Regions from separate parts of the Mus musculus genome. Here regions 2 and 3 are each linked to region 1. Evidence: chromatin loops called from intact Hi-C (ENCODE). Cell type or tissue: heart. All regions are shown on one strand. Links, peaks and the distances in the headings refer to the core of each region. The heading gives the core; the rest is flanking DNA. Region 1 overlaps Gm34012 (a long non-coding RNA gene). Region 2 holds the start of Gm24263 (a small nuclear RNA gene). Region 3 holds the start of Smc5 (structural maintenance of chromosomes 5).

What was found. Hi-C counts contacts between places; a loop is a spot of excess contacts. Peaks named below come from ENCODE experiments on the same cell type or tissue, not always from the same donor. Only the 100,000 strongest peaks of a DNase experiment are listed, where the experiment ranks them.
Region 2: it touches region 1 in a loop (19-fold over the local background); 10 of 42 quality-filtered maps call a loop at or near these places.
Region 3: a loop joins it to region 1, with 2.7 times the contacts of the local background. A loop is called at or near these places in 3 of 42 quality-filtered maps.

Annotation. Positions count from the first base shown.
Region 1 is chr19:23,518,295-23,528,881 of GRCm38, forward strand. It overlaps Gm34012 (a long non-coding RNA gene), which reads left to right. Exons shown (of 3, transcript XR_386614.2): 2 at 4,218-4,316; 3 at 4,698-4,758. Among named protein-coding and RNA genes, the nearest start is that of Gm34012, 27 kb to the left of the region's middle. In heart, for the core only: a CTCF peak has its summit at 5,631 (motif pointing left); a DNase peak (open chromatin) is centred at 5,617; H3K27ac peaks cover 1,175 bases.
Region 2 is chr19:23,292,969-23,303,555 of GRCm38, forward strand. Gm24263 (a small nuclear RNA gene) reads left to right here and starts at 3,361; the gene lies at 3,361-3,467. Gm41821 (a long non-coding RNA gene) reads left to right here and starts at 6,962. Exons shown (of 3, transcript XR_877770.2): 1 at 6,962-7,423; 2 at 7,608-7,875. Mamdc2 (MAM domain containing 2) reads right to left here. Exons shown (of 14, transcript NM_174857.3): 14 at 9,641-10,587. In heart, for the core only: a CTCF peak has its summit at 6,152; no DNase peak of the experiment used is centred there.
Region 3 is chr19:23,268,253-23,278,839 of GRCm38, forward strand. Smc5 (structural maintenance of chromosomes 5) reads right to left here and starts at 5,645. Exons shown (of 25, transcript NM_001252684.1): 1 at 5,382-5,645; 2 at 475-616. The coding sequence starts at 5,566. It overlaps Gm33950 (a long non-coding RNA gene), which reads left to right and starts at 5,656. Exons shown (of 2, transcript XR_386613.2): 1 at 5,656-5,753; 2 at 5,972-6,107. In heart, for the core only: no CTCF peak of the experiment used is centred there; a DNase peak (open chromatin) is centred at 5,669; H3K4me3 peaks cover 2,084 bases; H3K27ac peaks cover 1,247 bases.

The DNA of each region.
Region 1 (10,587 bases), core at 1,024-9,023:
TAGTAAGTTAAAAAATGTTCAAACAGAACAAATCTCTGCTGTCAAGAAGACAAGGGTCACACTTCAGGTGAAATATAAGAAATACTCTCTATTTCTTCAGATCCTCTCACATTGCATTCTGCTTGTGTTTTGAGAAAAACTTGATACTTCCTCCAGCAGCAGTGGATCTAGGCAGTTTCTAATATTGCCACCCAATGAAGTTATAATTTGACCATGTTCTTCCTGAATTCCATTCATCATCAAATAAAATCTCCATATATTTTTTTTTCTGAAATAAGAATCGCTGGCATTCCAGGTCTCCGTACATTGTCTATGCTGTAGTTCACAAATTTTAAGCCTTGTGCCGGCACTGACTGTCACTCCCTCCTGTCACGCTTCTAGCATCTGCTCACTTTTTCTAATCTAGGAAGATCCTTTTTAGTATGAATTCTTTTCAGTTATGGTTTTAACAACTGTTTTATCTACAAAATGTAGCAAGGAAATTCTTTACAGAGCCTCCCATGTAATAACGATGTTCTTCACAGAGCTGCCCATGCAGTAAGGATGCTCTTTGCAGAGCTGCCCATGTTCTTTGCAGAGCTGGCCATGTAGTAACAATGTACCTTACAGCATCATGCACATTACTAATGAAGGGTGGCTGAGAAGACTGGCCTGCCTTTTGCTTTTGTTTTTCCTAAATGGCTCTGTTCCAGTAGACAACACACTCTGGTACATCTGTTCAGTCAACTATAAATCTCCCTAAATCTTTCATGACTTGGTCTACATTTGTTTCTCTTATATGCAAATTACTATCCTTAGGGATTTTATCCAAACCTTCTTTGAGTGTTTGTTTGTTTGTTTGATACAGATGTGTCCTTGAAAAATAAACCTAATAACTTTAAAACCAGAATCACCCTATTTGAAGAGAATGCGTTCCTTTATAAGCTTGCTTTTGGTATTAACATTCTTTTCTAGTATTTTCAGGCAACTTCTATAATAAGCAAATTCAAACTTTTATCAATGACAAGTGTCATACTTGTGCATCCTGTACCACCTGATAATACTGGGATGTGCTCACTGCCACTCTTCTGTGCCATTCCTCTTACAGTGGTTTTCTAGCTCGGAAACACCAGGCTTGTATTAGTTTGCTGTTGCTGCTGAAACATATTTCCATGGAGTTTCTGGCTTCAAACAGCACAGATTTGTTATAGTACAGCATTGAAATAATAAAAAAAAAAAAACAAAAACAACAACAGTTTCACTGAGTTAAAACGAAGGTGTTGGCAGGACTGGTTCCTCCTGGAGCCTCTGATAGGACAATCCCTGCCCTTGCCTTTCCCAGCTTCTAAATGCTGTTCACATTCCCTGGCTGGTTATCGCCGCCATCAGAGGCATCACTCCAACCTTTGTTTCTTTCCCCACATCCTCTTTTGCTTCTTTGACCCTCCAACCTTCTTCTCATAAGAACATTGGTTATTACAATGGACCCATTTAGGTAGTTGGATCTTCCCATCACAAGAGCTTTAGTTAACCACATCTGTAAAGTCCTACTCACGATGAGAGGTCACATAGTCACAGGTTTCAGGGATCATGATGTAGCTCTCTTTGAAAGAGGCCATTCACATCCCATGGTAGTTGCTTAATTATCTGGGGATGCCATTTATTTGTCTTTGTTACAGAAATGAATCCGGATGGGCTAATGTTTTTCCTGGGGTATTTTTTTCTTTTGGAATAGTTTTCTCTGCAATGCTAGCCTTTCCACATTGGAAAGCCTTTTTCTAAAGGGAGTGGGCAGGGGACAAGTGAAGCAACAAATGGATAACTCCACATTCCCCTGTCTGATTTAAAACTGCCTGGTCCAGTGGCCATTTCCCACTTTGCCCATCTATACACCCACACCCATGCATGTGAGTGCTTGCGCGCATGCACACACACATACACATACACACACACACACCACACCACACACATACATACAGACATACACAAATCACACACACACACACACACACAAATACACATACACGCATACACATAAACACACACACACACACACACAAAGGTAGAGATGAAAGAGTCTCTTAGTTTTTAATATTTTTCCAGTCTCAATCAACTTGCTCCCTGCTGGCTTTTCTGTATGATTTATTGGTACAAATCTGTGCTTCTGGTCTCATGCTCAGCCTTGACTGTGCACTTTTCCTTCAAAATTCTGTTTCTGTTCTTTCTATTCCTCTCTTTGGGTGGTTGTAAGGGACACTCCCTGCATCCCCGTCATTAGAATAAGCCATGATTACAAAGTAAGCATCCTTTTATTGTAAGCTACGCGTTCTTCGTAAGTGATGGTCCCTTTTAGAAACACACTACAAACTCATTTTACTGATTTCAGATTAAAAGAAGAAAAGCCAATGGGTGTGTCTAAACATGCCCATTTGTTCCTCTTCCCTGCCATTACAAATTCCGAGATGATTCAGTCACTTCCTCCTACGGTCACCATACCTTCTGGGACACCAACTGGCTTTCCCTTTTGGTTAGAAATGAGCGGAGGCTCTGTGCAATTTGTCCTCTAATCAGTCCTTCCACTTTTAGCAACAGGAACCTCCCAACAGATGTCTGGAGAGTTGAAGTCATGACATCACCTCATCACTGTTACAGGGGAAAGGAGTCTTTACCGCTGACCACCTCTCTGTGATCGTGTGTCTCTGGCCACAAGCTTCCACACAGTTCTGGACTCTTCCACATGGTTCTTGTTTCTAGATAATACTCCGACTTAAGTAGGAATGCTTAGGCTGAGAAAAGTTAGACTACTTTTCTAGCTTATCTAGCTAGAGATAAGCTTAGGTGTGCCTGCAAGTGGACCTGAAACAATTTGCTGCTCTTGGAAATACATCAGTAAAGGGCAGACCTCTGATGCCATTTCAGAGAGCTACATGCTTTTAGAAACGACTCCTGCCCGTAGGCATAAGGCGTGCCACCTGGCCTGTGGCTTTGCTTTCACCGCTTAGCCACCTCAACTAGATTAGAGGTGAGCACGTGACCTCAGCGAGATCAGCAGAGTGACCTCAGGACTTCCATGGGGGATGCTGGGATGACATTTTCCTATGCTGTCGAGGTGGACAGGGAGCACACAGGTCAGGGCTTACAGCCATTTTGAGACTCCAAGAAGAGCTCATTTGAGAAGGTGCCATCTCGTAGAAAGGGAATGAGAAGAACTCAGGTTTTTAGGGCATTGTTGACAGCTAGAAGGTCAAGTCTTCCGATTTTTAGTCTCTTGTCTTAAAACTTATTTTTCTAATTTCCATTTGAATGTATATATAAAACACATATATATAATATATTATATGTGTATATGTATATATGTAATATATATTGTACATACACATGCATATATGTATACATGTATATTTATATATATGACATGATTTTTTTGCTATAGGTGAGAAGGTTAGTGTGTAAGGAAAAAGACTGGAGAGGACAGAGGATGAGCTCTGAGCTTTGGCCATCAGAAGGCATTTTCATCGTGCCCTGTCTTGCTTCTGTGCATACAGTAGAAAGGAAAATGAGCAGATTTTTTTCACTGTATGTCAGACAGTCATGGTGGTACATGTCTGTTACCTCAGCAGTCAAGGAGAGACCAAAGGTATGAGGATGGAGATCTGCCTGAGCTACATAGCAAGATCCTGTCTCAAAACAACCAACGAAAATGTTGTATCTCCAAGAACAACTCCTGCTGCTGTAACCTCAGTCTGAGTCACAAGTGTGTCATGCCAAGGAGTTAGACAGTATGGGGACATTTAGTCAGAATTGGTAGTATGCAGAGTTCCATTTCCCTGCCGTCCCAACTGCTCATAAAAACCCCGTCAGTCATACAACCGTTCTAAAGATAAGCCTCTGAAACACCCTCTTTCAGGTGCCAATAATGGCTCCAAATCAGACAGAAATTTAATTTATAATCTTTCCCCAACAACTTTCCTACCTTATTTAAGTCAATCTTATTTTCTACAACAGTAAGGAAAGCAACTTGCAAAAATCTTAAATAGCTCTAGAGATGATCCAAACTGTTGCAGTGCCCTGAGCCCTCATCCAGGATCTGCATCTCCACAACTGGGGGGCTTCTTCATCTCCCCAATCCTCGGCCCACTCAAGCAAACTTGGCTTAATACCATCATCTGTATAAAAACCCAGGCCTGTTTCAACTCAGTTTCTGCTTACATATAAGGTTGTGTTCATGTATCTTACAGTCTCTCCCCAGCAGAGTATGCGCCCCTTCAGCCATAAGCCACAGCTTTACCGTGGAGGATAACCTAACCGATCTGTGTCCTTGGTACCTGGCACACATAGTAAGTCTTCAATAAAAGCTCATGTGGAAGGAATGTCTTTATTCAATGTTTGGCTACAGCTAGCACTCCCTGCTGACTTCGTGTTCCCTGCCATCATGTGCCTTGGGCCGTAGAAGAAGCAGACTTAAAGGGGGGATTCCCATAAATGGGATGATAGTTTCTCACAAAGCCAAGCATGGAATGTCATGTGATCTAGAAGTTCCACTCATAGGTATACACTGTACTTACCCTTCTAGGGTGAGCGTGCTTAAGTGGTGTGTGTGTGTGTGTGTGTGTGTGTGTGTATTTGTGTGTGTGTTTATTATTGTGTTGTGTATAAGATTTCTGGGGCATGTTTAGTGACTCTGAGTCTAACTTTCTTTCTTTGTTTTTATTCAACAGGATCTTATTATGATGCCATTCCTGGCCTTGATTTTACAGACCCCTGCCTGCCTCTGCCTCACAAGAGTGCCAGGATTACAGGTGTGAGCCACCATACCCCACTCTATGAGTAACTTTTTTTTTGAGAAATGCATAACTTTAAAAAGGACCGCCTAATTTTTCTACAGTGCCTGCAAGTGTTTTGTACTCCAGTAGTACAGGCGAGGAGTCTGTGTCTCCTCTTCAGAAGTAACTCCCCCCTTTTTTGTAAGTGATGGCCATCCCGGTAGCAAGGCCTTTTTAGGGTTTGATTTCCCCTAGGGCTAATGGTGTGGGTCATCTTCTGTTTTCCTTGCTAGTTCTTCATGTATATATTGTAGGCATTGTCCTACCCTCTGCCCATATTTAAGTTAGATTATTCTAATTAGTTCTAGTCTATTAGTTATCGCACCATAAGAATTCCTTACTCTTCAGGAAACTTTATATGTGGTTTGCAAATGCACTTTCTGCTCGAAAGTTGATTTTACTTCCTCAGTAATGTTCTTTGATGCACATTTTTATTTTTGATGACTTCAAATCTGTCTTCTTTTCCTCCTTCAGTGACCTGTGTGCTTTGGCCATCTGAACTCCAGGCTTCATGACCAGCTGAGTAGTTTCTTTCTCACTTCCCTGTTTGGAAGAACAAATGTAGCCAGCCACTGGCTAGTCGGTAACTGAGTCCTCTAAGGACAAGGACGGGATCTAAAGAGCAGAAATGCCTGAGAAAGAAGAGGTCAAGTGGTCAAACATGAGCCCCACCCTAGTACATGCTTTCAGCAAACCTGTGACAGAACTTTCCCTTGGGCATCACTTTCTGTGCATCCCAGAAAGTGATGCACAGGGAATGCCACAAGCAGCCCCAAGAAAATTGTCCTGTGCAGCCAATCTTACACCTGGCAGCTGGTGCCACCCAGTGGTGGATATGAGAATGACATGGGGGTAGTAATTCAGTTGGTAGCTAGGCAGATTCTGGGTTGATTCTTAACAGCCCAGGCTATTAGGAATAATGAACATAGATTAGCTAATAAGTCTGTAGTGAGATAATAGAGAGCTCTTCGGATATATTCCCAAGAGGTGCATAGCTGGATCTTATGGTAGATTTTCAGCTCTTTGAGGAACTGCCACACTGATTTGCACAGAGGCCATACCAGCATTAAGTGTTCCCTTCTTTGGCACTTCTACTTTTAATGTATGTCTGACCTAACAACTGCAGGCTGCTATCTTGAGGTTATTTCACAGTAGTGAAAGAGTTAATAGAAGGAAACCATGACTGTGGATTGGAGCAGATTTACCACTCAGCCTTCTGTTTGATCTTACTCTAAGATCTACATGGGAAAAAATTAATAATCATAAACTGATTAGAGGAGAGGGGAAACTACAATAAACAGACTAATCATTTAAAGTTTGTGTCCAGGTATTTGTTTCTCTAGGATCATGTTTCCACCTGATTCAAATGAGCTTTTCATCTGCTATTGGCAAATATCCACTTTCAATGAGTCTGAAGTAAAAGGGGGGTAGGGAGTCAAGATTTTGAGGAATCTCAAGATCAAAAGCATGGTGTATATTAAAAGGAGGAAAAGATAATGTATGTTATGTGACCTCATGAGTAGTGGGTCATGTGGCTTGTATTGTCTGCCTCACTCCTATTCATGTAGCTGTCAATGTTGACATAAGGTTGTCTGTGCAAACAAGCATTCCCAGGCAGTGAGAAATAAAACCACTGAACAGTCTCGTACTTTTAGACATGACTATTGAAAGAGAAGGTATATATACACCAGATCCCATTAGCACATCATAAAAATCTCCCCTGCAAGTCATATTTTACTCTGTGACTTCTAATTTTTTTCTTTACTCTTAGAATCAAGCACTAGGCTGAGCTTCCAGGATCAGCTTCCAGAACCATACTTCGTAACTTCTGCTACCATCAGAAGGTCCCTCACCACTTCTGCTGATCTCTGTGAAAGTGGGTTCTCCACATTCTGATTCTTGATACCCACAAAGCCACTGAGCCCTCAGCTGCAATTGCTATGAGAGCCCAAACATCTGCCTACCATGTTTGCTCCCAAACAGCCCCATGATGTGAACATTTGTCTTCCAAAGCTCTTAGGGGCATCTGCTTAGCATTAATTAAATCACACGAAAAACCCAGAGATGAAAGTAAGTAACACATTTCATTGTAGACTGAAAGTCGATGCCCCATGATTCATGCATTGAACCCTATTCCTCAATGTGATGGAATTAAGAGTTAACCCTTTGAGAAGTAATTAGGTCATGAGGGTGGAGTCCTCCTGAATGAAGTAATAAATATAAGGGGATACCCAGGGCAAGGAGATACAGTTTCAGGGGAGTTTCACAACTCATGCTGGAAGATGTGGACTCAGGGAGGGAAGAGCAAGGAGATGAGCCAGGTAAAAGCACCTCATACACAGAATTCCACACCATATATGGCAGGCTGTGGAAGTGAAAACTGGGTCAGAGGTAAAATAAAGGGCATTCAAGTGTGGAAGAGCCACACCAAAGAACAGCAGAAGTAGAGACAATGTAGGGGGTGTTTTGGCCTTTGGATAACAACTGTTAGTGCAGACGGTAGCTGACTTTCAGAAGATAACTACAGAAAGAGCCTGGAGCCCAAAATAGCAGTTGCACAGAGGAAAATGACCTCTCTATCCTACTACTATTATTTAATTTTCTCTGAACACTGTAAACACCTTCACGGAAAGATGGAAGCTGATGTGAACAAAAAGAAGAGAAAAAAAAAAAACCTCAACTAGCAAACTGCTTCCAAATGCATTAGTTCTAGTGTGGAAACAAAAATAACATGAAATAGCAAACAACATGTTTTCAAGAATCACTATTCCCATAATACTAGACCCTTAGTAAGAATGACCTGGGAGAACTTTCAGACAATTACTTCAGAAGAATGATTCTGTGTTTGACAACTCAAAAAATGTATATAAATGTACTCAAGAGAATAAAAACAAAGAGCTGAATGAAGTGAGGATGACAGTTTAAGACAGAAAAACAAAGTTCAATATAGAAATACAGTTATTGAAGAGAAGGCAAACTGAAATGGTGCTGAAAGCAAGAAGCTCAATAAACCTCAGTGGGAAGCCTCACTAATGGAATGGGGCACATTTAAAACACTATTGGGGTTTGAAAACAAGATAAAGGATAGGGCAATGATAACTCTCTCTCTCTGTCTCTCTCTCTCTGTCTCTCTCTCTCTCTCTCTCTCTCTCTCTCTCTCTCTCTCTGTGTGTGTGTGTGTGTGTATGTGTGTGTATGTGTGTTTGTGTGTGTTTGTGTGTGTTTGTGTGTGTTTGTGTGTTTGTGTGTGTGTGTGTGTGTGTGTGTGTGTGTGTGTGTATTTGTGTGTGTGTGTGAAGGCCAAATCTTCTACTTTGGGGCACAGAAGAAGGAAAGTCACATCAAAGGCATAAAAATAAACTCACAGAAGAACATTCACCAAACCTGAAGAAGGAGACACTCATCCAGAGACTACAAAGCCTATAGAACACCAAATATACAGGATGATATAAGACACTCCCCATAGCATTCTATAGTTGAAACACTAAAATACAGAATAATGAAAGGTATAAAAAATAAACTGCATGAGAGAAGTGTCCAGTCACTTACAAATGCAGGTCCACCAGAAAACATTTAAGTGCATTTATAGCCAAAAGGACTTGGCAAGATTATTCTAAGTTCTGAGAGATCACAACTGCCAAAACAGGCTATTATACCTAGCAAAACTATCTATTATAGTTAATTTAAATGTTACATGGTTAAAAGCAGACTAAAGGAGTTTGTGACACCTAAGTTACTCTAAAGATGATAATTGAATAGGACTGAAGAGATAGACAAATGCACCAAGGAGAACGCAAGGGATTAAGAAGCAATAGAAGGTAGTTAAACAAAAGAGGTACAAGAAAACATTAACAAGAAACAAAATGAGAGGATAACAAGAACTTTTAAGATTAGTGATCTCAACTCCCCAGTCAAAGCCTGACTAGTAGATTGGATTAGAAAAAGGAACCCATCTTTTTTGCTACCACCAAGAAATACATATCACTATCAAAGATAGAGACCACCTTAACATAGAGATCAAAAAAGTTATTTTAAACAAACTAAGAAACAAGAAAGTATAGGTAGTCTAATGTTTAACAATCTAGACTTTAAACCCAAACTAGTCAGAAGAGATAAGGAAGGTCACTCCATACTGATTAAAATAATAATAATCTACCAAGAGGAGATTACAGTTCAAAAACATTTCCACAAAACATGGGCATACCCAACTTCATAAAATAAATATTACAATATATGAAAACACAGATTAATCTCAATACAATGATAGTGGATGGCTTTAATACACCACTCTTAACAATAAACAGGTCAACTGGTCAAAAACTAAGCATAGAAACATTGAAGTTAAATGTCATGATATGTTAAATAGTTCTCACAGATATCTACATATTATTACATTCAAACACTTTATATTATACATTCTTATCTGCAGCTCATGGAACTTTTTCTAAAACTGATCACATAGTAGGACACAAAGAAAGTCTCATCATATACATGAAAATTAAAATCAGATTTTGTATCCTAATTAATTATAATGAAAAAAGTCAGATATCAATGATAATAAAGAAGATTGTTTAACACTTGGACAAATTAACCAAAACAAAGGAAGAGAAGACCTAAATTAATAAAATTATAGGAGAAATGAAACATTACAAAAGGTAGCAATAAAATTCAGAAAATAATAAGGACATACCTTAAAAACATATATTCTACTAATTTAAGAAACTTAAAAGAAGTGGATGAATTTCTAAGTGCATGTGAAATGCCCAAATTAAGCCAAAGTGAAAGGATTGAGTGAATAAACAGTTCTACAACCAGCAACAATAATGAAGCATCAACAGAGACTCTCTCACCTCAAGAGGTCTGGGACAAGATGGATTCACTGCAGAACTTTAGCAGAACTTCAAGGAAATAGCACTTAAAATATCTAATTTATTCCATAAGGTAGATAAATGAGGAAAGCTTCTAAACTAGTCTTATGAAGTAAGTATTATACTTATGAATAAAAAACCAGATAAAGCACATCCACTCTCTCTACTTCTAGTTAATAGAAAACTTGGAGTCTTAGCGACAAGATAAAGGAAGAAAATAAAAAGATAAAAGTAGGAAAAGAAGTCAAAGAATCAGTGGTTGCAGATGATTTGATTCTGTGTGTAGGCAATTCAATGCTCCCCACCATAACATGCTTAGAGATGATAAATGCTTTCAGCAATATGGCGGGCTACAAAATCAACAAAAAGCAGGAGCCTTCCTATATACCAATGACAAGCATACTGAAAAAAAATCAGGGAAACACAGTAGATACACACATAACCACTACAATGATACACACACACACACACACACACACACACACAACAAAGAAGACTTTGGGAATAAGCCTAACTTCAGGTTGACTATCTCAAACCTACAAAGCCATGTGGGAAGGGAGATTCTACTGGAAACAAAGACTCAGGAGGGTATCTCTGTAAATCCCACAATAAGGCAAAAGAAGCTTTTGAGGACCTCCATGATATATGCAGGCAACCTAAAGGGAGAAGGTCCAGAGAATGCTCCTGTAAACAGCCACAAAGAAAGAACAATTATGGAATGTTAGTCACATTGGAAAAATCTAAATCAGAGGGCTAAAATTTCAGTGTGCAAAGCCAGGTGCAGTGGTGCAAATCTTCAGTCCCAATCCTCGAGGAGGCAGAGGCAGAGGCAGAGGCAGAGGCAGAGGCAGAGGCAGAGGCAGAGGCAGAGGCAGAGGCAGAGGCAGAGGCAGAGGCAGAGGCAGAGGCAGAGGCAG
Region 2 (10,587 bases), core at 1,159-9,158, 230 kb before region 1:
CTCTGAGGCAGGTCCCAGGAAAGAATAAACCACACTAGAATAACAGTACACTGTAACCATGGGCTTTTCCACATGCATCCCAGTTCCCACATAACATCTTGGAGGTTTATTTATGTAGGAATAAATGCTAAGGCCATCTGCTTAGCTTGTTGCCTGAGTAGCTAGTACTTCTTTAGCCCAGTTAGACACTTCTATTTCTAATACAGGGCTAGTTACCTCTCCTCAGTTTCATGTGTCCTACTTCCTCAGAGTCCAGGTGTCAAATCTCTTCCATGCCTGACTGTCTCCCAGAGTTCATCTCTTTCTCTGCCATATGTCCCACCTTCTAATCCTGCCTCAGGTCATTGGCCATCAGATTTTTATTGACAGGTGATGCTTCCACACAGTACACAAGAGATTTTCTCTATAGTAAGCAAGAGAAGAAAGGGTATGTGTGTGAAGAAACAAACGCTACAAAATCAAAAGATTTAGCAAATTCTAGAACAAATTCATCAGTCATACACCATGACTAAATTGGTTTAATTCTAGGGATGCAAGATTGGTTCAAAAACTACAAACCACTAAATTTAATTCATTAGTCTACTGTTTAATTAGATTTAGAACAGAAAGTATCCAATTATCTAAATATGTACAAAAAATTGACCAAGTTCAGCCTACTCTTATGATAAAAGTCTTGAAAAAATAGAAGAAACATATCTGAACATAAAGTAAAAGATCATACATAGCAAACCTATATCCACTAAATTGGCAAAAACTGAAAGCATTTCTGATAAATCTGAAATGAGACAAAATTTCCACTCGTTCAAGCCGTTAAAGTCTTACAGTGCTTTAAGTCTTAGCTACAGCAATAAGAGAGAAAGAAATAAAGGGGATATAACTAGGAAAAAGAAATTCAAATCATCTGTATTTACACATTAAATCTTGCTAAACACATTAAAAATAGCAGGATATAAAAATCACACAACTGATGGTTTAAATCACACACACACACACACACACACACACACACACACACACACACGAAACCAGGAAAAAAAACTAAAAATGGCTTCAAAGTGATAAAAAAAATACCCATGAAACAGTGAAAATTTGAAGACATTGAAGAAGATGCTAAAAGTTGGAAAGATATCCAACACTCAGATATTAATAGAATATCGTGGAATGGTTCATTACCCCCCCCCCAAAAAAAGAACTGCAAATTAAATGCAACCCCGATCAAAATAATAGTTCTTACAGAACTAGGAAAAAAGAAACAAAAAATTTTAGAACACAAAAGACAAAAAAGGTCAAAACAAATGCTAATCCAAGAAGGCAGTTTCGGAGGAGGAACAGGCCTGGTTCCATATTGTGATACAGTGCGAACGCTGCACACTGCAGAGCCCTGACCCTAAACAGACACGTGATCAGTGCAATATATGGAAACTCAAACCTACACAGCTACAGCAGAGAAATGTAGACAAAGTTATATAAAAAAACATAACGTTGGTGAAGAAGTAGTGTTTTTCAACAAATGGTAAACTAGTTATCTTCACGTACAGGAATAAACTACGTCCTCTGTACAGAGATCAACTCACAATGCACTAAAAATCTTAGGTAACTCCTAAAGTCCTGAAACTGTTAAGGAAAACACTTTAAGATATAGGCATCATCTAGGATTTTTGAAAAGGACTCTACTAGCTAAGGAAATAATTCCCAAAAATTGATAAATGGAATTGCACTCAGCTAAGAAGTTTCTGTACTGCAAGAGAAGCAATCAGCTGAGTCAGGAGATAGTTTCCAGGGCGGGAGGAAGACTGGCTCAACTATACTGCTGACTGGGAGTTAATATCTATACAGAACTTAAAAAGCTAAGCACCTCCAACAAAACAAGAACGCTTTAAATTAAAGCCCCAAATCATCCAAACCAAAGAATGGCATAAATTGAACAAGTGATTCTCAAAGAAGAAGTACAAATGGCCCATAAATATTTTAAGAAACTGTTTGACACCCTCATGCATTAGGGAAAAAGAAAATTGCCTGGAGATCCTAGCTCACTCTAGTCCGAATGACAGTCATGAAGAAATGAGAACAAACACTCACCCCATACCTCGGCTCTTGCGAATAGCGCAACAATTGGTGTATGTGAACGTCCCTATGGTAAGGTAGTTCCTACTTTGTTTCCTTGTCTGCCTTAGTTTGGGATGGCTGGATCCTATGATAGGTCTGTTATATGTTTTTGAGAAACCTCTACAGTTATTTCCATAGGGGCTCCATCAGTTTATATCCCCACTAGCGGTTCATTAGACTCTCTCTCTTTTCCCACTTCCGTGCCAGCACTTGTCATTTATTATGCAGAAGTTGATTTTCTCCTTCCACTATGTGGGTTCTTAGGGTTGAATTCAGGTCAATTCATGCAGAATTGGCAGCAAGCTCCTTAACCTCCTGAGCCATGTCGTCAACCCTGAAGTTTTAACTTTATCAGTCATTATCATTTTCCCTTCCTTTTTGTCCCTCCAGAATATCATGACTCCTCAATTTTCAATTTGATAACCTCCTTTTCTTTCATTGTTACTTACATATGTATGTATGTACAACATAACACAATATAAATACAACCCACTGGAATTGTGTTTTGTTGTTTCTATATATATATATTCAGGGCTGACCAATAAATACAGGACTTATCTTTGGGAGAGATTATTTCTCTCTTTCTCAGCGGTCACTAGCTGCCTATAATTTTTTTGGAACCTGTGGTAGCTTTGCTCCATTCCACATTTGCACATCTATTGATATTGCCATTATTCCTGTCTTATTTATTCAGCCATTCCTAGGGGAAGATTTTCTCACACACACACACACAAAAATGTGGTAATATTCTGGCTCTTATAATCTTTCTAACCTCTCTTCCAGAACATTCCTTGAGCCACAATGGCAGGCACTATGATGTAGATGTACCTGGTGGGGCTGGCTTCTCCATGATCCCTTGACCTCTGCACTGTATCAAGTTACGGTTTTTCTGTTATGGTCTCCACTTGCTGTCAAGAGAGTCTTATTTAGTGAGGAGTGGTAGCTACACGATATGTATAAAGATATGATTTAGAATTTAGTAAGGAAATGTACTGGTCTAGCCAAGTACTGGCAGTACATACTTTTCTAATGCCCATGACCTCACTTGCCCCAGGAAGGTGGCTGGGCTTCCACTTCTAGGCATAATTTTCTTTCTGTTTTTAGGTCAATTCCACAGCTATTGTTTGCTACCAACATTTGGATGCCACTTATTGTACTTTATCTTTTTTAATTAAATAAAAACATTTTTATTCCCGTGTTGGAAATTAAGCCCAGGGGGTTGGTTATACATCCTAGAAGGGTTGGCTCTAACTTGTGCTTGCTTTGGCAGCACATGCACAAAAACCGGAATAGTAAAGAGAATGCTAGCATGGCCCCTATGTAAGAATAATATGCAAATTTGTGAAGCAGTTCATATTTTTTTCTAACAATATTTTTATTGATTATTTGGGAATTTCATATAATACCCCTGATCATACTTGCTCTCCATCCCTTCCAGATCCACCTCCTACTCTTATGACCTGCCCCCCACAAATACACTAAGTCTAATTTGTGTTGCTCATATACTCATTGGAGCATGGTCAAGCTCCCAGCAGCCAGCCCCTTAAAGATAACTGAGTCCATTCCCACCCCTCCCACCCCATCTCAGCCAGAAGCCATCAATTGTGAAGAGCTATGCTTCAGCGTGTTTATCACAAGTTTTAAGGACTCTATTCAATGGGTTCCTGCCTGGACTGTCCCACCCTCCTTTTGGTGGGGGAGAGGTTTCCTCAGAAGCCTTAAATGACTTTCATTCTCAATTTTGAGTCTGCAGTCATTGATATCACTGCAGAAGAAGTATTCCCACCTATGACAATAAGCAGCAGCAAGGATCACAGACATTAACATGGCTTCCAGCAGCAGCACAGACTATGGACAGCAACATGTCATCCAGAAAATGAACCTTTCTTCAACTCGTGTGTATATCTTGCTTTTGCTCAGAGCCAGGGTGATTGTGTGATTGAGCAGCTTGTTGCTGGGTTGGCGGGCAAAGCCCATGTGAGTTCTAGGCTATTGCACACCTCCCTGCTGGTTCTACTGTGCATGTAAGGGTCTGAAAATCACTGAAGGAAGACCCCAGACTCAGATAGTCTGCAAAGACAAACAACATTTATTCTGAAGAAGCATCTAGCATGCGGGGTCAACCATTCTCCAAAATGGTGACCCCAGACAAGAGCACTCAGGCCTTCTTATAGGGAACTGTGGGACTCTCTAGGATTAGGTAATCTAAAATTTCATTGGTGAGTGCTAGGGGGTACCAGGTGGTCAGTGGTTTGCATTCTTATGTCATGAACATTTAACAATAGGATGAGATAGGGCTGCCCAGCACAGATGGCCCATCCTGAGATAAGCTATTTCCCTATTTTTGTGGTTTTCCCCAGGCTGTTCTTTGGGGGGTGGGCTATGACCTTGTTTCTGGATTTTATGGTCTGTTCCTGGAACTGGTACCTTATGGCCTCTTTCCCCACCCCCTGAAATCAGGTCTGATCCTTAAATGGAGACAAATGGGATTTATGTGTCCTTTCAGACAATGACAAGCTCATTTGTCCACCTCATGTGCACCCCCATACCTGCTGCTGATGCCACCAAATCTCTACCTTGGTGAGTCTTCTACCTCTCTCTAGCATATATGCCATTCGTTCACCCATCTTTCCTAACTCTCCATCAAACATTCACCATCAAAGTGGCGTTGCAAATTGCCACGTCGCACACAGTATATATTGCTTTTCCCAAGCAGCTTTATGTACAAATTTTTATTGGAATGAGTCATTGGTCTGATTCAATGAGGTTTCTGTTTTCTAAAGTGCCATAAATACTGTATTATTCTGAGACTCATCTCAAAGGTCTTGCTGTTGTTCAGGGTCAGGCTCATCTTGTGGCTGGGCAGAGGGTTGGAAGGCAGGATCTGCATAAACTCCAGGCAACTGCATACCTCCTTGCCCTCAGTGCCAACAGCCCTGCATGCTCACTGGGCATGCAGGTATCACTTCAGCCCTGAGCTGTCGTCCCCCTTGCAGGGTTAGCACTGCAAGATGCAGCAGCAGTGGCCATATCTCTAGTTGCCCTTCTGGGCTGTGTGGCAAGGTGTACCAATACCACTTGGTATCTTCAGCGAAGAACAGCTTCAGCAAAGCCAAACAATGACCAGTAAAGAATGGCAAGGCATACCAACACCGTCGAGCCTCATCCACTGTCCACTGGGCTAGATTTATATCTTTTCCAAACATCTCATGTTCTCTCAAGCATCTGCACTAGCAAAACATCATAGGCCCCTTTTCTAGGCTGCCTCAAAAACAAACAAACAAACAACCCTGCCACATGTCTGTTCTTAGCAAACCATCCTTCCATGTGTCTGCTTCAACAAAAACATCCTCTCATAAGACAGTTTCCAGAGAAACATCACATGACAAGACTGAGTCTCCAAAGAAACCAGCAATTTCCACGTCACATGGGAACACTTACGTGGAGGTCACTTGACAACTCACAGGCGTTGTTCTCTCCTGCCATGTGGGTTTTGGGAATCAAGCTCCGTTCATCAGGCTTAGCAGTGAGCATCTTTATCTGATTAGCCATCTAACTGGCCCTCCTGCCTTATTTAAAAACTGTTTTTAGGAGACTTTTGGTTGGATTTGAATCCATTGCATATTTTATAATATGCAATCATTCATTGTGCAGTCTAATAATTTATGAAGTGTTAGAAGAGGGGCTATCCAGATTAAAAAGTAGTATACAACCAAAAGGACCAACGAAATTATTATAGACCTCCAAGGCGACCTTTTATACTCCTTCTGGTATTTGGAACCCATGTGCACATTTGTGATAAACTAAGTGCTTTTCTTGAACAATTAAATAATCCAGACACAGCTCATGAAAACTAAATTAGGTGATAATTTTTTAAAAAGATGGATCTGTAAAGAAGTCTAACTTTGCACAAGCTTTTTGAGGAATTAATGTACAAATCAGGAGAACTACAGTCAGTCACATCGGTGGGAAGGAGAAGACCTTGCTTAGCCACTGGTTAAAGAAAAGGAAGGTGACCTGGTAGGATTCTATGGCTGCTTTATCCTTAAGATGGCACTCTAAGCTCATGCTTTTCTTATACAGAAAGAGACACAAAAATAACTGAATTTTACTAATTCCTTATCACATAAACTGGGAAGACTTTTGTGTCCAAAACTTAATGTGTCTATGTTCTTGTATGTATTACATTGTTGTTGTTGTTGTTGTTGTTGTTGGGTATTTTGAGGGCCTCACTTTGTTTTGAGACCAAGTTTTATTTAGCACCGGCCACCTTGAATTTCTTACAGGACCAAGGATGACTTTGAATTTGTGATTCTCTTCAGCCCCACAAGTGTTGGGACAGCAGGAGTGTGTTGCTATGTCTTATCACCTATTACTTTTTGTTATTCTTCATAGTAACTACTTTATCTCTTTTGGCAAAGTAGGAAAAAGATCCAGAGGGTTAAAAAAAAGACTTACTCTCAAGTCCAGTTTGTAAGGAGCCGAGTCAGAATTTGAGTGGAGGCATCCAGAATCCATGAGCAGGGGGCCTAATTTCTGGTATGTGCTATGTCTTTACAGAGATCCACATGCCAGAAATCCAGTCGTATTAGAAAACTTATTAGTTATGAAAACGTATTTTTCCCCAGTTCTGGTTGTATGGGGAAACACAGGGATGAGACATCAAGGAAGCCAAGTCTTATCCCTCCAAGAGTAAGTCACAAAAGCATCCAGACCTCTGGAAAGCTCCACCGTGGATCTCTACTGTCAGACGCCGCTCCTGGGCTTTCCCCTGGAGTCTGAGCACGTGACCACATCGTTTGTCTTGAAATTGTGCTGGCTGTCTCATATCCCATTGTCTTCACTAATCTGTGCATGTCTTTGTAACCTCCATGCTTGCTGAGACGCCCAGAGCACAGGTATCTTAAGCTATCATCTCTGAACTTAGTTCTTCCATCTTAAGCCAGACCTCACATCAGAGGTACTGCGTTTTCCATATCTGTGCAATTCCTCCCCTCTCTACATAAATAATCACCATTGCAGATGGTGAATCATAAGAGGGAAGCCAATCTGCAGGGAAAGCTGTCTCTATTTCAAGAGCTTGGGTGTTTAGGTGCTGCCGAGAACTGGGATAAATGCAGAGACTGGGATTAAATGGTTAAGTAGCACCTAGTAACTGGTGTGCCTCCCTCTTGGGCACTGCTAAACCTGGAGATACTACGGAAGCTGTGCTTACATCTGCCTCTATTTCCATCCACACTGAATATAGTCAAATGCTAAAGGCAACCTGGAGAGGAAAGTGAAGCATGAAACCTGCAAGGAGCACAAATGAGGCAAGGTGAGTCACTCCGCTCACTTTCCACCTCCTTGACTCTAAAACGGACACTAAAAACCCGGCAGTCGTTTCTTAGCAACTGCCAGTAATAATTACCTCTTTCCTTGCTGCCTGAAAAAGATACTCTAAGCCATTGAGCTGTCTCTCCAACCCACTAACCCACTCCTCTCTTTTTTTTCCCTTCCAGACAGGGTCTCCCACTGAACCTAGAGCTCATCGAGTGGCCACCACATCAAGCTTTTTGACAAGGTGCCTGGGGCTCCTAACTGAGGTCCTAATGGTGGCAGGGCACCATTTTGCTGACTGAGCCACCTCCTTAGCCCCATATTGGAGCTATTTGTATAGCCAATAAACCCTAGAAGACGGAAGCTAAGAACCTTCGGCTACTCTATCATCCACATCGCTGATGGAGTTGAGGGAGAAGCTAGCAGGCTGAGGAGGCTGTTTTAGAGAAGGTTAGAACACAGGATGGGCAACAGGCTAGGTTTCAAACCCGGGTCTTGCACTGACTGCTGATCTGGAAAACATTAAATGTCCTTATCTAGAAAATGAACCTGCTGCTAGGATCTACACACGGGTTGTTGTTAGGATTAAATAAGTTAATGCCTATGACGACATCTTTGCCTGTCTCTGGAAACAGTAGGTCTTCAATAAATGTTAGCTGGAATGATTACGGAAGACTTTATGTCACTGTCAAGGATGCCAGAGAAATGCTTTATTCATTTGTCACACAGCACAAATACCTCACTATGAACTCAGATAATTGTGGGTGAAGAGTGTTCGTTCCTTCATTCAGCAAATGTAATATACTTATAGGTGGAACCAATGCTGTGAGGGATTTATGATGCCTAATGTACATCAAAATCCAATTGCACCTCAGTGTCTAATTAATCATAGGAAAAATTTTCATTAATACAATCCTGTCTTATTACATAATGAAGTTAGTTTTCCTCTATAAACCCAGGGATGTTGGTTTTTGTATGGCTGAGTATTTTTATTTTCTAAGTAGTGTGGCATGCAGAGAGGCATGGTGTTCTTCACAGATGGGGCCAGCGGATTTACAGCCTTGCAAAGCTAAGAAGTTGACTTTTACCGCCACTTCAGAGCTATGCAGTCCTAAGTAACTTTCCACCTTCTGATATTCTGTTGTTTCACTTTGTTGTCTTCATGGTGCTTGGGATCAAAGCCCAGGCCTTGCTCTGTTTAGCAAGTGCTCTATCACTGAGCTACATCCGCAGTACTGATGCTTGGCTTTCTCATCTGTGAAAAATGCTACTAACATTTCCATTTCAGGGGTGAGGGAGAGATTAAATTCATTTGCTCATTTGATTTTGTTTCTGGGCACCAAGAACACAAAAGCAACAACAGATTCTGTGTCCTGGTTAGTGATACGGCTCAGTACATGTAGATACTTGCAGATAAACCCGCCAAATCAAGTTCGGTCGTGTGGTAGGTAGAAGGAGAGAGCCTATTCCTTCCCCTTTCCCCATTAATTTGTTTATTTATTCACTTTACAGCCGGATTGCAGCCTCCTCCCTCTTCTCCTCCCAGTCCCATCCTACCATCCTCCTCCTTTATTCCCCTCATGCTTCTTCTCAGAGAAGTGGAGCCCCCCCCCCCCGCCCCCGCGAATACCCACCCACCCTGATATATCATGTCACAGCAGGACTAAATGTATCCTCTCCCACTGAGGACAGACAAAGCAGCCCAGCTATGGGAAAGGGATCTAAGACTCCCAACAGATTCAGAGACAGGCCCCTACTCTGTTAGGGGACCCACATGAAGAACAGAGCTGCAGGTCTGCTACCTGTGTGTAAGGGGCCTAGGCTCAGCCCATTCATATTCTTTGTTTGGTAGTTTAGTCTCTGTGAGCCCCCCGTGGGCCCAGGTTAGTTAACTCTGTAGGTCTTCTTGTGGTGTTCTTGACCTCTCTGGCTCCCTCATTCCTTCCTCTCACTCTTCCACAAGACTTCTCAAGCTCTGCCTGTTGTTTGGCTTTGGGTCTCTGCATCTGTTTCCACCAACTGCTGGATGAGTCTACTCAGAGAACAGACTCTTAAGTGAAAGCCAGAACCACTCCCCAACAAATACATTTAATTTTAAAAGCTAAAAGAAAAGTTGTGTCTTTAGAATTTAATTCCAGAGATAAATTTAGGGAAATTGAGATTATTATGGGAAATAAAATAATCTTTATATATTAATTATTACATGAAAGTATGTAGTAATGTCACTGATAAGGTGACTTAAAACATTTAATTATGGCAGAATAGAGCTTCAAATTAGAATTTGCAATTATATAATGGATATGTTCTGATAAAGACAAATAATGTAGTAATGAGTTAATTGCTAATGAGAGGATTTTTAAATGATCTTTTATTAGGCAATTTTGAAGTTTTAGACAGCTGATTAGCCACACAATTGCACACATATATACAATTCTAAATAAGTCAATAAAAAAACCATAGTTTATCAAATGTGGTTGAACTCATACTACTAAAAATTTCACTAAAAATATTTATGATAAAAATGGGTCAAATTGTTTAACACATTTATAAAAATTGTTGAGTGTATGTGCATAAAAAAATTCAAGCTTGCCTTGTTGAAAAGGTGCATTGCTATTCAGGTGCTCCTGGTGACTGTCCAAGGCAGTAGAAATGGAGAAGAAAAGGTGGCACTGCCCCGTAAGGCAGCATGAATTAGCGCAGACTTATCCTGGGGCTCCATGGGGCGACCTTATTTCCAGAATAATTGTTACCATAAAACACTGCATCCCTTTGGCGGACATTACTGACCTTGCATTACTATTTAAGAAAACTTCTCATTCTTGAAACTCAAAAGGAACACCACCAAGACCTAGTCTCCCAATACATTCACTGAATGCAGGCTTATAAGCACACTCGCTCTGATTGTGCCCTTTATACGTGTACTCTGAAGTGACTGTAACACAGTACATTCTTATTTTAACTGGTACCAAAATTAAGATGAAATGGTTTCTGTAAAACCAGTAGCCTGTACTTCTAGTAACAGTTGTCAGATGTGCTGGGGGGGAAAACAGAGGAGAGCCCTGAGTTAATACATAGAGATAATAGTTTTCAAAAGTAACGAGAGCGGGTCTTCTGAAGTCATTTCAACTTATGCAATAGTCAAGAGCATCCAGTATCCATTTC
Region 3 (10,587 bases), core at 940-8,939, 250 kb before region 1:
AACCAGGTATCTAACAACCCTGACAGATTTCCCTATTAAGGCATCAGGATTATTTGAAAATTCTTTTTTAGTGAAGAAACTTTCTCTGTCTGTGATTGCTGTTATCAGTTCTTTGTTTTAGAGCAATATTAGAAGTAACCAGAACTTTCTCCCGAGACTATCAGTGCCCGTCTAGAAGTTTTAGGTAAAAGAAAGCTCATTTGGTATACGTAAGAACCTAAAATACAGAAATTAACTTGTTTCTAGAAACAAATGGTTCTGAATTTTCTTTAAAATTATGTAATTTAAATAAACCAGGCATGGTGGTACATAACTTTAATCCCAGCATTCGGGAGGCAGAGGCAGGCAGATCTCTAAGCTCGAGACCAGCCTGGTCTACAGATGTAGTTCCAGGGCAGTCACAGTCAGAGCCGCTTCAAAGAGAAACCCTGTCTTGAAATTCCAAAAAGCAAAGAGGAAACTCTGTTAACTGACCTTATCTGCACGTCCCATGAAAGCAGGTTTGCCTGCGAGTCCGAGGCAAATGGCACACACGATGCTTGACTTCCCTGTTCCATTGGCTCCAATGATCATGTTCAGATGGGGCCCAGGAGACACTTCACAGATGTCATATGTTCTGAATTGTAAAGGAGCAATATCATTAAGCAGAAGTAAGAGAAAACCCTTTTCTTTGTAAATGAATCTTCTTGTTACTTTGCATTATCAGTGTCCACAACCCTTTTATAATTCATTTAAAAGCCAGCTACCATTATGAATGTAAGGTTATTCATATATTTAGGAGCACGAGGACTGAAGAGCCATGCCAGGGTCTTTCCTATGCTAGGTAGGTGCTTTATCACCTAACTCTATACTCAACCCTGTAAACTTGAAATAATCAACTTCTAGAGGGAAAACTCTTACAATGGAAAAGTAACAATGCAGATGTAAAATAAGACCACAGGAGCTCAGCATGGTGGCACAAGGCTTTAATTCTAGCATTCAGGAGGCAGGGCTTTAAAAACCTGGTTAAAATAAACCTGTGAGTTTGGGGCCAGTCAGGGCTACATAGTGAGAGATTCTGTCAAGCGACAACCCAAGTTTGAAACCATTTAGCTTCTTTTGGGAGACTATATCAAAGCTATTGCACTTATTTTTACCTCTATTTTTGTAAAACAATTTTAAAACAAATTGGTACAAGAAGTCATGGCTTCTTTCCTAATGTCTTACATTTACTATTTTTCTTGAATTAAAACAGTAGCTACTTCTCATATTTTAATATTTAAAGCAATCTAACAATTATTCAAATGACAAAATAATCATTAAATCAATAGCTTCATTTTATCATCAATTAAAATTTTTTTTCAAAAAGGGCCTTGACAAGAATCCACGACAGACTAGTTCTGATAATCCCCGTTTCTCTAGGAGAAGGCAAGGATGCATAAGCAGAGAGAGCTGTAACCCTTGTACACACCATGGCATCCTCCCTGCACAGTTAGTCCATAGCTACAGGAATTAAATAATTTATATTCAGGCCCTATAAGTTTTATATATCTGCTTCTAAATCTGCTGCTTCTGTGAGCTCTTAATTTAAGTGATTTTTTTAATTCTACATATTTTTTAAGATTAATTTTAGTTTTTTTATTTACTTATTTATGTTTTTCGAGACAAGGTTTCTGTGTAGCCCTGGCTATCCTGGAAACTTACTCTGTAGACCAGGCTGGCCTTGGATGCAGAGATCCGCCCACCTCTGCCTCATAAGGACAAGGACTAACGGAGCAAGATGTCTGTCTTTATTACTTATTTTTAATCTGTATTTAATTCTCATTACTTATCAAGGCAGCTTTGGCAAGATATGAAGTAAGCTATAACCTAGACATTTCTCTAGCTTGCCTTTCAAAATCCTTAATTAGAATCCATAAATATCCCTTCTCTAGGTTTTTAGTGCTTAGGTATACCTAACTAATCTCTAAGTATAAATGCCAGAGTGCTACTAATATGCTAAATATATAAATAATTTAACAAAGCATACCAACTTTAACATTTAAAACGTTAAAAAGCCAGGTGGCAACAAAAATATGCATGTGACAAAGAACTACATGGATACACATGGAAATCTAGTATCACTTGTTAAAAAAAGAGGTGGTGCTGGAGAGATGAGTCCACTGATGAGAGCTTTATCCTCTTCCAGAGGCTTCAAGTTTGGTTCCCAGAACCAACATAGTACAGCTAACAACCACTTGTAACTGGAGCCCCAAGCCATATGATGTCCACTCCTGGTTTTATATATGTGTGTGCATGCATGTGTGTGTACACCTGTACACACACACACCTTAAAAGGCTTTGTAGCCGGGCGTGGTGGCGCACGCCTTTAGTCCCAGCACTCGGGAGGCAGAGGCAGGCGGATTTCTGAGTTCCAGGCCAGCCTGGTCTACAAAGTGAGCTCCAGGACAGCCAGGGCTATACAGAGAAACCCTGTCTCGGAAAACCAAAAAAAAAAAAAAAAAAAAAAAGGCTTTGTAACTCAGCCCTAGTTTCAACTTTTTCCTATCTCCTTTTTCTATCTCTACTCAGAACTCTAAATTCTATTATATATTTCTTCTAGTTTCCTGACTAATCTGTGCTTCCTTTAGCTTATAACTCTCCCTCTACTCTCAACCTATCTGACTTAATTTGCTCACAGCAACCTCCTGTCCTATCTCTAGTCCATCTGAATTCTCTAAGCTTAGCTAGCCCCCCTACTTGCTTGGGACTCACTTCTCTCAGACTCGTTCTGTGACAACTTGGTTGTCAACCTAAATACATCTAGAATTAATTAAAACCCAAGCAGCTGGGTAGACCTGTGAGGGATTTTTTTCTTAAACCACTTGAAGTGGGAAGACCCACTTTTCATCCAGATCTTCTGAGGTGTGAAGATCCACCTTTACTCCGGGCCACACTTTCTGCTGGAAGCCTCTATAAAGGACACAGAGGGAAGCTTGTTCTCTTTGCCTGCTGGCTTCCCCTCTTGCTCTCAGTGACAAGTCCATTTCTTCATTGGCATCAAGAGCCTACCTCTGGGATTCTGAAGACCAGCAGAGACATCCAGTGTCATGGACAAAGTAAGAATAACTACTGGCTTCTTAGAGCCACTGTCAATGGTAGACAGCCTTTGTTGGACAAGCTGAACCAAAGCCTGTAAGCCATTCTAATAAGAAGCCTTTCTGTATATGGATATAGATGTATTCTATAAGTTCTGTTCCTCTAGAAAATCTGAATATACCCCCCCAAATCTAAAATCTTATATTATTAAAATAAACAAAACCATACCCAACTCTGCATTTTTCACCTACTTTTTTTCTTTTTGCTGTTTTGGTCCAAGCTTTTCTTCCTTGGTCTAAAAAGTTTTCTTTTGTACTACTTGATCAAAGGGAAAACATTTTTCCAATTGCTCAATGTAGGAGGCTTCGGTCTCATTACGAGTTCAATGGAGCAGTTACTTCAAGGATTATTTTAACTAAGCCTCTCTGACGAGTCCCCCGTGAGTCTCAGCTCACCTTCCAGTACAGGAGATCTCTGCGCTCATCTTCTCTCATTCTTACAATAAAGACTTTTTTTTTCAATTTTTTATTAGATATTTTCTTCATTAACATTTCAAATGCCATCCTGAAAGTCCCCTATACCCTTTCCTTCCCCGCCCTGATCCTCTACCCACTCACTCCCACTTCTTGGCCCTGGTGTTCCCCTATACTGGGACATATAAAGTTTGCAATACCAAGGGGCCTCTTTTCCCAATGATGGCTGACTAGGCCATCTTCTGCTACATATGCAGCTAGAGACACGAGCTCTGGGGGTTACTGGTTAGTTCATATTGTTGTTCCACCTATAGGGTTGCAGACCCCTTCAGTTCCTCAATAAACACTTTTTAATTCCTCCAATTTATATTTTCCTTTTTGTAATTTCAAAGATTTCTGTAACATCAATAGCCACCTATACACAGGACTCCCAAGCCTGTGACTTATTCTTTTCTCTCTGAGCTCGTCGAGGCCTTTAGAAACTCCATGCATACATCTCTCTTAGCTATCCCACAGGAAAGTTCAAGACAGAGGCGCTCAACTGCATTCATCATTTATTCTCCGTCCACTCCACCCCCCCACTACTCTCTCTTGAATAACCAGATTGGTTAGCCAGAGCCAGACTTGGGAAGAACTAGGACACACTCCTCCACTCTCAGGCCTCACAATCTATAGGCAGATCTTATCAAATAACCCTTTCAGCTCTGCATTCTTGCTTTCTTACTTTAAATATTCTTGCTTGCTATCTGGCACCCTTTCAAAATCACAGGTTCCCGACCGCCTGCCTGCAGGATGATGCTGGAGTTCTTTAGTATAGTAACAGACAAGCCGGAACAATCGTTTCCAACCTCTATTCACCTATGTTCTTACATTCTACCTAAGGTCACTCACGAAACATTACAAACTGGCTTTCAGGCAGTTCCTTCTTTGGGTAATCGTCTTCCCTCCTTTTCTACTTTAGTATCTTCTTCACAAAGCTCTGATGGTTGGGGATGGACTTAGCCTTTTCAGTCTGTGCCTCCCATGAAATCCTGGGTAGATAAGTTACAGCAGATAACCTCATGCTGAGTACAGTTACCTTTCCTGATCAGGATTCAAATTAGCAATTTTGCTATTAGAATCTATACAGACCGGGGCAAAAAAACAATAGCCATGAGTTTATGTCATCAACAAAGACAGGTAGAAACGCAGCGATGTGTAAATAAAACAAACGAACACCTGATACACAACTGCTTGAAAAAAAAATGGTATTGTTATTAAGGGTCTATAAATTATGCAAGCCTACATTTAAGAAAAAATACCTCGAAAAGATAACTCTAAGATGATAAACAGATAATGATATTTCTGGTAACATTTAGAATCTACTCAACTAGTTGGGGTCGGGGCAAGGAAGAAAGGAGGATTGGACGGGGCAAGAATCTGCAAGGAGGTACAAAAACTGGGAACACGATTTTTAATTTCTTTGGTACACTCTAATCTCCAATCAACAACCATTACCATGTCATCTGCCCATTCTGGAAATCGTGTACACTTTTTAAAATTTGCCACTCTGCTGTAACTGTCGAGTTTTGTGAAGTGCACAGGTCCGTGGTAGATCGAGATTCGCAGATTAACAAACTAGAGACCCGGCCCCTTCGTATCTACTGCCTAGAGCCGACGCCTTCCAAAACCACTGGGTGGATAAAAACATCAGGCCACACGCCTACTACAGCCAACACGGCCAGTCTTCGTGGCCTAGGCAGGGAATGCCTCAGGGTTAGCCTGGCACAGGTTCCCCACCGCCGGGCACAGCCCACCGCCCCGGGCCTGCGGGCCGCTTGCTCCCGCCCAGCGCGGCCTGCCGCCACTCACAAGAAGTTCTCCATGGCGATGCGGACGATTGAGCCCTCGACGAAGGTCCCGGACGGCCGCGGCAGCGTCGGCAACGGGTTCGAGTTCTTTCTCTTGCTCGGGACCTCGGAGGAAGCATCTCTCGGGAGAGACCGCTTGGAAACCTGGGGGTTGGGGGGAGCAGCCTTCCCGCTCGGAGTCGCCATCCTGGCTTCCTCCGCGTCCCGCAGCGGCTTCCGTTCCCGGCGAGCCGCAGCCCAGGAGCCTCCGCGCCCGGCTCCCGCGCTAACTGACCCCGCCTGACCCCGCCCCCGCGGCCCCGATGCGCTTGCGCGGTTCCGCCCCGCAAACCCGAGGCCACGCCCCGACCAACGCTCCCCGGTGGCCTCAGAGGTGCGATGTGTGTGTGTGTGTGTCTGTGTGTGTGTGTGTGTGTGTATGTGTCTCTGTGTGTGTCTCTGTGTGTGTCTCTGTGTGTTTCTCGTGTGTGTGTGTGTGTGTGTGTGTGTGTGTGTGTGTGTGTGTGTGTGTGTGTGTGTGTGTGTGTTACTACTTTGCAACGGTCCCTCCCAGAACTCCAGGCTTCATCTGTCTTATGTTCTACATTGCAGTTTCCTTCCCTGGTGCTCAAATGAACTCCAAAGAAAAGATGCCTGTTGACTGTGCCTGTTGTTGGAAGCATGGCACTAACAACCATCTGATGCTCTCAAGATTGTGAAGAGTGTATTAATTACTTGCCCACTCACACTTCCTAGTCCTTTTATTGTATAATTTATTTATTTTTATTTTATGTGCATTGATGTTTTGCCTGCATGTATGTATGTCTGTGTGAGGGTGTCAGATCTCGGAGTTACAGACAGTGGAACCCAGGTCCTCTAGAATAGCAGTCCGTTCTCTTAACCACTGGGCCATCATGCTATCTCCCAGCACATACATTTATTTATTTATTTGAGACAGACTCTTTATATAGCTCTAGATGGACTACTACTCACTAGAGAGCCCAGGCTGGTCTTGAACTTTTACTACTTCTGCTTCCTTAGTGCAGCCACCAGTTCCAGTGCAGCCACCAGATGGCCTCTCCCTTCAGGGTTTCTTTTTTCTTTTCTTTCTTTCTTTTATTTAATTAAGCATTTCACTTATTTACAACCCAAATGTTGTCTCTCTCCCCCCCCCAGAGTTCTTCCCCCCCCCCCCCATCGCTCCTCCTCTTTGACTCTGAGAGGGTGCCTCTCCCTTGGTATCCCCCCTCCCTGGGGCATCCAGTCTCTGCAGGACTAAGCACATCCTCTTCCACTAAGGCCAGACAAGGCTGCTCTCTGCTACATATGTGCTGGTGGCCTTGGACCAGCCCATGTATGTTCTTTGGTTGGTGGCTTATTCTCTGGGAGCTCCTAGGGGTTCAGGTTAGTTGATATTGTTGGTCTACCTATGGGGTTACCATCCCCTTCGCTTTCTTCAATCCTTCCTTTAAATCTTCCATAGGGGTCCTTTCAGGGTCTTTAAATTCCCTGCTTCTTTAGGAATGGCTCTACCTCCCTGTGCCCATGTTCATCTCATTAGCCCTTTCAAAGATTATGCCCCTGAAGCCCATAGGCAACATTCACCCAACCAATAATAACCGGCCAGAGACTAGGGTAATGGGGAAATAAAGATAAACCATTAAATAGTTTTAAGTAGGAGAGGCCTGTGATCTAATTAAAGCTTTTCAGTCATTCTGCTTGCTGTGTGGAAAACTCATTGAAAGGAGACCTGGGGAGGCCAGTTAGAAATCCCATGCAGTAGAGTCCTCTTTTGACCACTAGAACCAACACTCCTTTTTGCAGGCCCCTGCTTCTTTCTCTCATACAAATGGAATCTGCTCAGTAAAAGTTAAAATGAAAGAAAACATAATCATTGTAGAAAGCATATAAACTTGTTATGGGTACTTGATGTGTGTGTGTGCCTCTGTGTGTGTGTGTGTAAAAATTAAGGAATACCTTGTAAAATGTTCAAGTAACAGGAAGAAATAAAAAGACCCAGTGCTTAGGATACCATGCTGCTAGTACTTCTACACATAGCTGGTATATTCTTGGCTTCAAGAACTTAAAGGTTGCCAGGCATGGTGGTGTATGCCTGCAGTCTCAACACTCAGTATACTGGCCAGGAAGATCACAAATCCTATCAAGGAGAAGGAGGGAGGAGAGGAGAGTCAGATTCTGAACAAGTAATTAGTTATGAGGGAATTTATTCTATGGACAAATAAGAATATAACCAGCAATGGTGGGACTTAAGAGCTTCACCATTAAAGTTAAAGAGTTAATGGGACCAGCGTTACCATTTCGTGCCAGGATGAGACTTTTAGAATGCTGTTAAAGTTATGTTTCTAAACTTAAAAGTTGGGAACAAATCCCCAAATTTGGATGACTGCAGAAAGACAGTCATACTGTGGGTTTTAACTGGCTCGTCATGGTTGCCACTGTATCAGAAAGCACAGTAAAGAAACCACTGAAATGGCCGCTCAGTGCTTGGAAGGGAAAAGCTTACTCCAAGCTGCCAAGACCATCTCTCCAGGAAAGCAGGGCAGGGAGAATGAGGGTTTTAAAGAGACTGAGTAGGAGGTGAGAGGGGCCAAGATGTTAGTGTGGGGGTTGGGAAAGCATAATGAGCATCTGTGAGGGGGGGCGGGGGAGCCTGGAGGCCAGCATGGACTGTGATGTGCAGGTCAGTGCAGCCGTAGGTTCCTTCTGCCAGTGGCAAGGGAAATGATTCCCTTGGGAGATAGCAAAGCATTTCACGAGTTCCAGAGGAATGCTGCTTTTTATCTAAATGCCAGGAATCCTTCTATAGTCCAGGTTGAGCTTTTCTATATATAGGAACTGTCTGAGAGCTAACAGATACCATCCTGAAAGAAGGATAAGGTTGGACCAGCAAGATGATGAAGCACATAAATGTATCTGCTGCAATCTGGGGTCCCACAGTAGAAAGAGAGAACCAATTCCTAGAAGGTATCCTCTGACTCTTACACGTGTGCTTTCACTCACACAACACCATACATACAATAAAAAGAAATCCAACCATAGAAACAATTCCCATGAAGCATAGGAACTTGGGGAGCACACAGGAAAACAATTGTAAAGGGAAAAAACTTGTAATTTCTTTATTCAAGTTAATTCTTAAGATTTTAGTGTAGTTTAAAAAAAAAAGATTTATTTTATGTATGTAAGTACACTGTCACTGTCTTCAGACATACCAGAAGAGGGCATCAGATCCCATCACAGATGGTTGTGAGCTACCGTGTGGTTGCTGGGAATTGAACACAGAACCTCTAGAAGAACAGTCAGTGGACTTAACTGCTGAGCCATCTCTCTAGCCTTAGTGTAGTTTTAATATCTGTCTTCTTGTACATGTATGGTGAGTTCCTTCTGTTTCTCAAAGATAAAAATAATACAATACACACAGACATTGTATTATCTATACTGTATTTGATCATCACTTGATATATTACTTTTCATGTCATTTTCATAAAATCATTTTAGGTAATTAGAATTTCATTGAATACTGTTATTGTTATTGATTTATATAATTATCTTCGGTTAGACTCTGTGTGATTGAAAATTATCGTGAACCAAAGATGCTCCGGTAGACTTAGTAACATATGCTTCTTAAATATGCTTTAAATTTTTCACTCACACACGAAAGTATACACGTTTGTCTTGCTGTATCAGGAGTCTTTCATTCCATTGATAAGAACTACTTTGAGAAACACCTGCCCCTGTCCTGCTGGCCTGGGGCAGCCAGAAGAAAGACACCCAAGTGCCCACCATGGGCACCACTATAATGGGTGGATGTGTGATGAAGAGATGGAGAAGATGGAATACACAGTGGCGCGATGGGAGAGAAGAAGACACTGCTGATGGATTCGGTATCCATGGTTCTGCTGCGGCTGGGGTCTGTGTCAATGTCTGTCGCCTGAGTTAGCACCAAATGCTAAGTGGATGTCACCAGAGACCATATGGATGCCTGAGGGTCATGATGGCGATGGGGGACATGCTGATCTGAGTGGCCTGTGCTACTACCTGAGGCCACAAGACATTAAGCTCATGTTGCTCTCGGGGGACGGGGGATGGGGGGAGGATGTCTGGGTCTGTGTTACCATCAAAGGCCATGCAGATGTCCTCGGTCTGAACTGCTACCTGAGGCACTTTGCTGAGCTGGCCGTGTCCTCTCCTGGGTATCACAGTAGAGCTGACCCTGGATTATGGAAGCAGATGAGCCCACCCAAGGGCATGAGTGAGGTTCAGCTGGCCTGTCCTTGGTCTGCTCTGAGGTGGTGTGGACAAGGGAGAGATGCTCTCACCCCACTCCTCCCTACCGACAGAGAAGGCTGGAAGTTTGGCCCCAAGGTCATGAGAACTGGAGACCAGACCCCACACACCCTACCCCTGACAGCTTCAGCTCTCAGGAGAGCTGGCCCTGTACCTCCCCTAGGCAGCACAGTAGAGCAGACCCTGGTGGCATGGGTCAGATGAGCTGGCCCTGCACCTTACAGGTGAGCTAACTAGGGCAGTGCTGTAGAGCTTGTCCTGGAGGGCGGGCATGAAAGCGCTGGCAGGCTTTACCAACTGAGCTATTTTCCAGGCCCAGATCCAGGACTTTGAGTTGACTCAGTATCTACCCCATCTCTGAACTGCTGGAGTGCAGGAAAAGCCCAGTCCTACAGAACCAGAGCTGTGAGATCTCCATGATACAGGGCAACAACAATATATCTGAGAGGAGTCCTGGTGAGTTTCTGGTATTGATAGTGTAACAGAAGCCTGAGGCTTCCAACCAGACCAGCGACTCATTGCAATGGACATTTACAAGTAAAGATGTATAGACAAAAGGGTATACTATGTTACACACTGTGACACACTATAGCTTCTACTGCAGGACTTTTGGGTGGAAGGCTGCAAGGGTGGAGGGTGGATATGAAGGGATAGGAAGATGAGTGAGATTGAGATACATGAAGTGAAATTCACAAAGATTTAATAAAAAAAGTTTTGGGTTTTTTTGTTTTTTGTTTTTTGTTTTGTTTTGTTTTGTTTTGTTTTGTTTTTAAAAAAGGAGGCAGTGGTGGCATGTGACTTTAGTCATGGCACTTGGGAGGCAGAGGCAGGCGGATTTCTGAGTTCGAGGCCAGTATGGTCTGTAGAGTGAGTTCCAGGACAGCCAGGAACCCTGTCCAGGACACAGAGAAACCCTGTCTAGA